Regions from separate parts of the Homo sapiens genome. Here region 1 is linked to region 2. A link is an interaction called in ENCODE POLR2A ChIA-PET data of the cell type or tissue named here. Cell type or tissue: PC-9. All regions are shown on one strand.

The links. ChIA-PET counts read pairs that join two places held together with the same protein. Peaks named below come from ENCODE experiments on the same cell type or tissue, not always from the same donor. Only the 100,000 strongest peaks of a DNase experiment are listed, where the experiment ranks them.
Region 1: POLR2A ChIA-PET joins it to region 2 with 5 read pairs; 1 of 35 experiments calls an interaction of 5 or more read pairs at or near these places.

The regions. Positions count from the first base shown.
Region 1 is chr20:34,946,616-34,951,615 of GRCh38, forward strand. The region is part of intron 2 of GSS (glutathione synthetase); the gene reads right to left. Among named protein-coding and RNA genes, the nearest start is that of GSS, 6.7 kb to the right of the region's middle. In PC-9, no CTCF peak of the experiment used is centred here; a DNase peak (open chromatin) is centred at 4,836; H3K27ac peaks cover 2,292 bases.
Region 2 is chr20:35,355,245-35,360,244 of GRCh38, forward strand. All of the region lies in intron 6 of UQCC1 (ubiquinol-cytochrome c reductase complex assembly factor 1), which reads right to left. Among named protein-coding and RNA genes, the nearest start is that of UQCC1, 54 kb to the right of the region's middle. In PC-9, no CTCF peak of the experiment used is centred here; a DNase peak (open chromatin) is centred at 2,597; H3K27ac peaks cover 514 bases.

The DNA.
Region 1 (5,000 bases), 410 kb before region 2:
CACATACATACATGGAAGCCTGCTCCTTGCTGGTTGATGTTCAAGCCCAGGCCCTTCCATGCATCAGGAGCTCACACTCCAGTTTCCTTGCCTTTTGATTTTGATTTGGTTACTGGGTAGGACAAGTGAACTCTGGTTCCCTTAGTAGAAGCCAGGAGTGTTTTTTCCACCAATGTTAGTGATGGTGACTCAGGTTAACAGGCCTAGAGTTCAGCTGCATTCCGCATTCTTTGGACTTTATCATAGACGAGAAACCCAAATACCATCAAGGACACTGATTCTAGAAGGGAAAAGTGCATTCTGAGATCCCTGCCAACAACTGAACTAGAACTTGGGTAAGAGATGAAAAGAAAATCTTGTGACTTGTATTATAAAGCATTCCTGAGTTTAACCTTTGAGTTAATATCAGTTTGTCATTATGGTGGTATAAGTTTACGGTGTTAGAACTTGGTATTTAGATATTTATTTTTAAAGTACTATTTTTTTTTTTGAGGTAGAGTCTCACTCTGTTGCCCAGGCTGGAGTGCAGTGGTACAATCTCGGCTCACTGCAACCTCCATCTCCTGGGTTCAAGCAATTCTCCTGCCTCAGCCTCCCAAGTAGCTGAGACTACAGGTGTGTGCCACCACACCCAGGTAATTTTTGTATTTTTAGTAGAGATGGGGTTTCACTGTGTTGTCCAGGCTGGTCTCAAACACCTGGCCTCAAGTGATCTGCCTGCCTCAGCCTCCCAAAGTGTTGGGATTACAGGCATGAGCCACCATGCCCAGCCAAAATATTATTATTTTTTTAACAGGTAATACAAATACATGATACAAAATTCAAAAGAGACATAAGAATATATAGTGAGAAGTATGTCTCACTCTCATTCCAGTCTCCTGGGGAAAAGACTGGGCCCCAGCCACCCAGTTCTCCTCCCCAGAGGCAAATGACAGACTAGTGTCTCACACATCCTTCCAGTCATCTTTGTATTGATATATATGTATACACATATATTTTCTCTTTTTTTCACCCCCATAGCAAACTATACTACATTGTGCTTTTTAAATATTTCCTTATATGTTCAAATAGAGCATTTTCATTATTTTTAATTGCTGTATATTATTCTACTCTTAGGATATACCATAATTTATTGAATCTAGTATATAGGTGGTTTCTTTATTTTCCTATTACCATTAATGTTTCAATGGGTATCCTAGAATATACATTCTAGATATTTTCATATATGAGAAAGTCCATACATTCTAAATTTCTAAAAGTAAAAATATCAAGTAATTCAGGTAAATCTATTTTAAATTTTGGTAGATAATTTCTAAATTACCCTTCTCAGCATCTTTTTTTTTTTTTTTTGGAGTGGGGTCTTACTATGTTGCCCAGACTGGAATACAGTGGCTATTCATAGGTGCCATCATAGTGCACTATAGCCTCAAATTCCTGGGCTCAAGCAATCCTCCTGTCTCAGCCTCCCCAGTAGCTGAGACTGCAGGTGTGTACCACTGCCCTGGCCTCAGCATCTAAGATAAAACTGAGGAAGGCTATTTGTGAGAATAAGGTTTATTCAGTCTGAAGCCTTTATGAGTTAGAATGGGAATGACTGCAGATTACATAAGGGGTGACCTAATACCCTGAGTAGCTATGTGATGACTACAGGAGCATTTCCTTGGCTTGAACACATAGAGCTCTGCTGCCCCCAACAAGTCTCATCTTGGCCTCAAAAACTCAGAGTTTTTCTGCTAAGACATCCCTCTGCCTCTGTCCCAGGGCTCATTATGCCCTCCTGAATTTAGGATCAATAGTTTATAGCTGTTCTCTGCTATCTACAGGCTAAAGGCTGAAACACACAGTCTTCTCACTTTTGATAGAGACATTAACATAAAATGACATTACTGGCCGGGCACGGTGGCTCATGCCTGTAATCCCAGCACTTTGGGAGGCCGAGGCGGGCAGATCACAAGATCAAGAGATCGAGACCATCCTGGCCAACATGGTGAAACCCCATCTCTACTAAAAATACAAAAATTAGCTGGGCGTGGTGGCACACACCCGTAGTCCCAGCTGCTCTGGAGGCTGAGGCAGGAGAATCGCTTGAACCCAGGAGGCAGAGGTTGCAGTGAGCTGAGATCGTGCCACTGCACTCCAGCCTGGCGACAGAGTGAGACTCTGTCTCAAAAAAAAAAAAAGAAACATTTTTCTACTATTTAAAAAAACCTATAGCACGTGCATGACAAAATTCTGCTTTGTAGCCAGGAAGCAACAGGGAGTGATAGGAATTGTGGCAAAAAGAAGTACTTGCATCTTCTCTAAAGGGGGCAGCCAGAACTCTGCTCTAGCCAATTGTTGCCATGCAGGAAAGTAGGCCAGAGTTGCCAGATGATATAATTTTTCAAGACAAGTTGGGTTGCTAGATTTTTTGTTTTAATTTCATGATTTTTTTTTTTAAATGTTGGCTCTGACTTTTTAAAAATACTCTGGTGAAAACAACTGTTAACAATGCTTGCCCCTGGTCAGGGAAACAGTGGCTGGAGGAAGGGGACTTACTCTGTACTGAATACCCTTTTGAATTTTGCGCCCTGTTCAAATGTATTTGAACGTATTACTTATTGTAAAAAACAAATTAACTCCCCAAACACTGCAGGAGCCAAATACTCAGCCTAGATATGGCTAGTTTGCAGCTCTGATCTACAGGATAAAGTTCATACTCCTCCTCCACCCAGTAGCTAAGGCCCCGCGGCTGTCTGACGCTGGCCTGCCTTCTTTCCCACTATATCCACTTATGCGCCCTGCATTTCAGCTGCATTCTCTTGAACATTTTTTTTTTTTTTTGCCTTTTCCTACTTTTGGGTCCTTGCTATGCTGTTCCTTTTCCCTATTTGTCTTTTAAGGTCTAGTTCAAATACCACCCCCCATCTCAATCATCTAATCATAATGAACTACTCTTTCTTCCAGCTGTCCTATATAGTATCTTGGGAGAGGAAAAAAAGCATGGATGTTCAGAGCATGGACTCAGGAGCCAAATTCCTTGGGTTCACATCCTGGCTCTGCCAATTATTTTACCATTTAAATAACCTCAGGTAGGTTACTTAGCCTCTCTGGGCTTCGGTTTCCTTATCTCTGTTGTGGTGAGGAGTCAGTGATTCCAAAGTGTTTAGAATAATGCCTGGCACATACTAAATACTCAATAAATGATAGTTAACTTTGTGTAGCAGACTGCCTGTGTTTCCTCATAGAGCTGATGTTATTTAATTTTGTTTTGTGGTATGTTCTCTAACTAGACCAGGAGCCCCAGAGGCTAGGGCTCTGGCTGACTCACCTCTCTGTCCTCAGTGCCTACAATGGCCCGGCATAGAGCAGGCATTTGGTAAAGATTTGGAGTAAAATCATTCTCTCTCTCTCTCTCTCACACACACACACACACACACATACACACACACGTACACTTTCTGACTTTTTTTCTGGATTAGAAATCTCATTGTGGATTACGCCTTTTCTAGGCTCCATAACCTCCCAGAAAGACCAAGTGTTGGATCTTCACATGGTACCTATTGATTAACAGAAGAAACAAAAGCGTGGAAGAGAAAATGCTTCATTTTAGATTCATACAAGTAATTCACAAAATCTAGGTTCACAGCCCAAGCAATTCTATTCCATACCATCAGCCTGCCTTAGGTGACAGACATTGTCATTTACTTGGGCCTTAGCAAACAATTACTGAGTGTGGACTCCATCAGGCCTGTGTAGGTTCTGGGCACACAGAGACAAAAAAGAATGGGTCTGGCTAAAAAAAGAAGAGATGTTGGCAGCTCTTTAGTCACCAATATGGTCTTAAGGTGTACTGTTAAGTTAAAGAAAAAAAAGTGGGCAAAAGGAGGCTGGGCACGGTGGTTCACACCTGTAATCCCAGCAATTTTGGGGGGCAGAGGCCAGTGGATCACTTGAAGTCAGGAGTTTGAGACCAGCCTGGACAACATGGTGAAACCCTGTCCCTACCAAAAAAAAAAAAAAAATTAGCCAGGCGTAGTGGCACATGCCTGTAGTCCCAGCTACTTGGGAGGCTGAGGTGGGAGAATTGCTTGAACCCAGGAGGCGGAGGTTGCAGTGAGCCAAGATTGTGCCACTACACTCCAGCCTGGGCAACAGAGCGAGGCCCCAAGGAATATATTTACTTGTTATTAGTTACTTGTTATGAATAAGCCATCTGAAAGGATCAACAAGAAACCAAAACACAAGCTGCATTAGGGTAAACTCTTGTACCATTTGAATTTGAACCATGAAAATGTCTTACCTAGTCACCAAATTAAAAAAGATTTTATTTTTTTATTTTTTTTTCTTCCCTAAGGATGAGGTTTTAAAAAGGTGTGGTTTGGACTCAGCAGTTCTACTTTTACGTATTGAACCTGGAGAAACACTCACATAGGTGCCCCAACAGACATATGCATGGATGTTCCCTATAATGCTATTTATGGTCATAAAATAATGAGAAATCACCTAAATAGACATGAGTAGAGGGAAGCTAAACTGTGATACACCCACATCTGGAATACTATGCCTCAGAATGAAGATGACCCTAATAGAAGGCATTAGAAAGTTCTAAGACAGACAAATAAAAAACCAAAAACATATCATAGAATAATATATATGATACAATTTGTTTTTTAAAAAAGACGTATTTCTATATATACCTATCTATGTATATAAATGCACAGAGAAAGGCTTGAAAGCATATATCACAAACCAGTTACAGAGAAGGTAGAGTGATTATGGGGTTTTCAGTAATAGCTCACTGGGCAAAGTGCTTCACATGAATCATCCTGTAATTCTCTTACCAAACCAGTGAGGTAGGTCCTATTATTATCCCATTTTTACACCTGAAGAAACTGCAGCTGAGAGCGGTTAAGTAATTTGCCTAAGTCACACTTCAAACCCCATATTTAAATTTGATTACTCCAGGACACTGCCTTTTTATTTTCTACTTCTAGAGATCAATTTTAGTTACTGGAAAA
Region 2 (5,000 bases):
TAAAACTCTACCGCAAATCTCATTACACATAAAGTTGTAAGACCAAAGGCAAAGAATCAGTCTTCCTATCAACCGGAAGTTACTGAAGATTCCCATGAGTTCTACTGGGAAAATAAGGTTCTGATCCACAGGGCTGTCCAATCACCAGTACAACATTCAGCTAATTAAATGCTCACCTAATTCTTTCCCTGAGTTTGTGAATCGAATTTACTAGGTAGTTAAGGACAGAAAAGCAGTCCTGTTGTGAAGGACTTTTTTGTTTATCCTCTTCAAGGGAAAAGCAGAGCTGAAGGCTGGGCCAAAATCTTAAGAAGTCAGCTGCCTGGAATGTCCAGACAAGCAGCTGAATACCAATTCTTAGGCCACCTGACCTTGAAGCCTATCACATTCAATTTACGCTTGTTTGATAACTGTTTTTAAAAGGTAATACATGTACATAGTAATAAAAACCAAGTCTCCTTCCTACCTTCATCCCCTGCCAACCCGTTCCTCTCCCAAAGACAACCTCAGCTACTAGTTTCTTAGGAATCCTTCCACATATAACCTATACACACACAAGTTTATGTATGTGTGTATTCTTTTTACATAAATGGTACCTTCTTTATCTTCCCTTTTGTGCTAGCATTCTACACATACTATCTTTTTTTTTTTTTTTTTGAAACAAGGTCTGGCTCTATCACCCAGGCTGGAAAGCAGTGGTATAATCTCAGCTCACTGCAACCTCTGCCTCCTGGGCTCAAGCCATCCTTCTACCTCAGCCTCCCAAGTAGCTGGGACTTCAAGCATGCACCACCATGCCCAGCTAACTTTTGTATTTTCTGTAGAGATGAGATGGGGTTTCGCCACGTTGCCGAGGCTGGTCTCAAACTCATAAGCTCAAGTGATCCTCCTGCCTTGGCCTCCCAAAGTGCTGGGATTATAGGCGTGAGCCACCACACCAGGCCAACATACTATTATTCTCAGACATTAAGAAAAAATTACATCTGATATTGGAATGGAAGGATGGAAGTGAAGAAATCTCAACTCCAACTCTGTGTTTCATCCACAGACACCCCAGTGAAAACTTTTGGACACCAGAGATAATAGATTACTACTAACTTATTTGACCATTATTAGGGTGACATCTGATTGACGCTGAATTCAACCAGTTAGTTTATCTGGCAATTTTTCCTATTCTAAAAATGACTAACAGGAAGAAAGAAAGAAAAAAAAAACTTAAATAGCAAAAACGGACAAGTGCTATAATTAACAGTTAACACAACTACGTGCCAGGCACTATGCCAAGTGATTTGGATGCATTATTTTTCCTAATTTTTACAACAACTCCATGAAGCTGATACTTGTGTCCTTACTGTCCTCATTTCACAGGTGAGAAAATTGAGTCCTAGAGAAGTAACTTGCCCAATGATACAAACCTAGTAAGTGCTAAAACTGAGATCTGAACCTAGACAATCTGATCCCAGAGTCCTACGAAGGTTTTTGTTGTTTTTGCCTCCTTTAATGATTAGAACAAACCCTCCAGGATCTATTGACCCTATTTTTCATTCAGTCCTCACAAGTACAGTAATTTAAGCTTCAAAACTAGCATCATATTAGAAATAGCACATCAGGAAAAAAAAAGACTGGCTAACTGGAGGCAAGCATACCTATAACAAGAGTAACTGCTAGCAGCCTAGTAGGAAAAGAGGAAATGAAAAATTTATTTAATAGAGACACGAAAAAAATAACAGAGCAATTGAGGTTCAACAGGTACAACTCAGAGACAATAGTCTGGCAAAATACAGTTAAGAGTTATCAGGACATCCTGAATCATTCAGAAAAGACTGAAGTATGTTGAATGGTAAAAGAAAACTAAATAGGCCAGGTGCAGTGGCTCATGCCTGTAATCCCAGCACTTTGAGAGGTCGAGGCAGGCAGATCACCTGAGCTCCGGAGTTCGAGACCAGCCTGGACAACATGACGAAACCTCATCTCTATAAAAAATACAAAAATTAGGCCGGGCGCAGTGGCTCACGCCTGTAATCCCAGCACTTTGGGAGGCTGAGGCAGGCAGATCACCTGAGGTCAGGAGTTCAAGACCAGCTTGACCAACATGGTGAAACCACATCTCTACTAAAAATGCAAAATTAGCTGGGCGTGGTGGCACATGCCTGTAATCCCAGCTGCTTGGGAGGCCGAGGCAGGAGAATGGCTTGAACCAGGGAGGCGGAGGTTGCAGTGAGCCGAGTTCACACCATTGCACTCCAGCCTGGCAACAGAGCAAGACTCCGTCTCAAAAAAAAATTAGTGGGGCACGGTGGTGCATGACTGTAGTCTCAGCTACAGTCTGAGGCAGGAGAATCGCTTGAGCCCCAGAGGTGGAGGTTGCAGTGAGCTATGGTAGTGCCATTGTACTCCAGCCTGGGAGACACAGTGAGACCTTGTCTCAAAAAAAAAAAAAAAAAGAAAGAAAAAGAAACAAAGAAAAATAAATAAAACAAAGTCAAAATGGTTAATAAAAATAAAAGACTTGAAGATCCTGCTACCCACTGCAAAACAAAGCCAACACCTGTCACAGACTCTGACCATATAACAATAACGTTGAGTCATTAAGTAAGCTATTTCACAATACAGCTCACTTTAACTCACATCATGGGTGTATACCCTCATAATAAATGCCTAAATTTAACATTGAGAGGTCAAATTACATTTTGCCACTGATTTAAAGTCATAATGTCAGACCTCTGTTGGAAACGAGGGGGAATTGAGAAGGGCAGGGGGCATTATGGAGGGGATAACACACTTCCATGCTAAAACATAATAAATAAAAACTGCCCTTAAGAATGCAGGCTGGGCGCGCTGGCTCATGCCTGTAATCCCAGCACTTTGGGAGGCCGAGGAGGGTGGATCACCTGAGGTCAGGAGTTTGAGACCAGCCTGGCCAACCTGGTGAAACCTCATCTCTACTAAAAATACAAAAATTAGCTGGGCATGGTGGCAGGTGCCTGTGGTCCCAGCTACTCCGGAGGCTGAGGCAGGAGAATCGCTTGAACTTGGGAGGCAGAGGTAGCAGTGAGCCGAGACTGTGCCATTGCACTCCAGCCTTGGCATCAACAGTGAGAGACTCTGTCTCAAAAAAAAAAAAAAAAAAAAAAAAGCAAAGTATCAGTGTGCCAATCTGTATCCAGGAAACAAAAAAAATGCAAAATAAACTTAAAAAAATCTTGTAATGAAAAAGATTCCTATATTAATTAACTAATCATTTATTGAACAAGTATTACTAAGCACCTACTCTGAATATAGACTGAATCTGTGCAGAAGCTACTACTCTGTTTAGGATCAAACTCAAGTTGCTCCTCCCAAGTTTGATGTGTCACCCAGGCTGGAGTGCAGTGGCATGATATTGGCTCACTGCAATCTCTGCCTCCCGGGTTCAAGAGATTCTCCTGCCTCAGCTTCCTGAGTAGCTGGGATTACAGGCACCCACCACCACACCCAGCCAATTTTTGTATTTTTAGTACAGACACGGTTTCACCATGTTGGTCAGGCTGGTCTCAAACTCCCGACCTCAAGTGATCCACCTGCCTCAGCCTCCCAAAGTGCTGGGATTACAGGCGTGAGCCACCGCGCCTGGCCTGATGATGTTCTTAAACCCACAATTTATTATTTAGGTTTTAAGCTTCACAGTACTATCCTTGTCTCTCAGTGATTCCAGTGGCTCATACATAATACTGATCTCTTTTACATATAAGAAAGGCAAATAACGCAGCTAGCAAAGTAAAGAAAAAAAGGAGTGTTCAAACCTGGCGTGCAAATATCTCTAAAAGGCAAGCATGGAGACGGGACAAAGGAAGAAAATGTCACTCACTAGGAATATCAAATAATAAAGGGCTGAAGCTATCAATCCTGCCTTATAGAAAATAATAATAATGATTACTACCATTTACTATGTTCTGTAATGTGAGACTTGTCACTGTAAGATGCATTTACATTCATTCTGTCTCTCAGGACATTATAACTGTCCCCGTTTCACAGAAAAGAAAACACACTCTGAAGAGGTTAAGTAACTTAAGGTTGCACGGTAGAGAAGAAAGAAGCTGGAATGAAGCCTGAGCTCCCCCCTTTTTCTCCCATTCTGTGATAGCACCAAGAACCTCTTCCTGCTAAATAAGACAAATCGGAAGGCAACAACACTGTCTGTAGAGTTCAAAGGAATAGGAGAGTTTCCTAGCTATGATTTCCTCCTGTCAGCCTAAATCTGGGAGGGAAGATTCTTGTTATTCCTGATGCTGACCTCCTGCCAGGTACTGGCAGCTCTGAGCATCCTGTCTCGCTCACTCTGCTTGGGCCCTCTGACAATGCCAGTTGTGTTTTGGCCTTGTTTCTCCCACATGATAGTTTATAAGCTGCTTAGAGTAGATCTGATTTTGAATTAATAAAGACTAGCAGGCACTTGGGCAGGTTCGTCACTCTGGCTGCTATGAAGGAATCCCAAAGGGGACTTTCACACAGCATGTTTCCCTTACTCTGTCACCAGCTGAGGCCAAGAAAGCAGAGCCTAGATGGCTACACTCAAGCCCCAGCAGTGTGCTAATGAATGAGTTTATTGATCTGTAAGCTGGCACACTGACCCTTTTCCAGGGCTGTGTACATGGCTATCTCCACCTGGTTTCCCAAACTCCCTCACTATGAAGCCTAACCCTTCTGGGGGGAGCATGAGGGCCACAGGACAGCCTGTGGGCAAACAGACAAGTTGGGTGAGGCACTTCCTGAAGCCATCTCACCTGACAACGAGCCTCCTCCAAGAGCTACACCTGGCCTGCAGCTTGCCTGTCAGATCCACTATAAAGAATAAGCCCCTGGGTACCAGGTATCAGCGCACTTAGGGTATGCAATGCTGGTAAAATGCTGCTGCATAGGCCTTTGGTTTGGGCAAGAAAGCTACAAGCGTGGGTGTTTGAACACTGCAACTCTGGCTGGGGGAGGGCAAAAGAGGATGTGCACATGGCCAGGGCTCACCA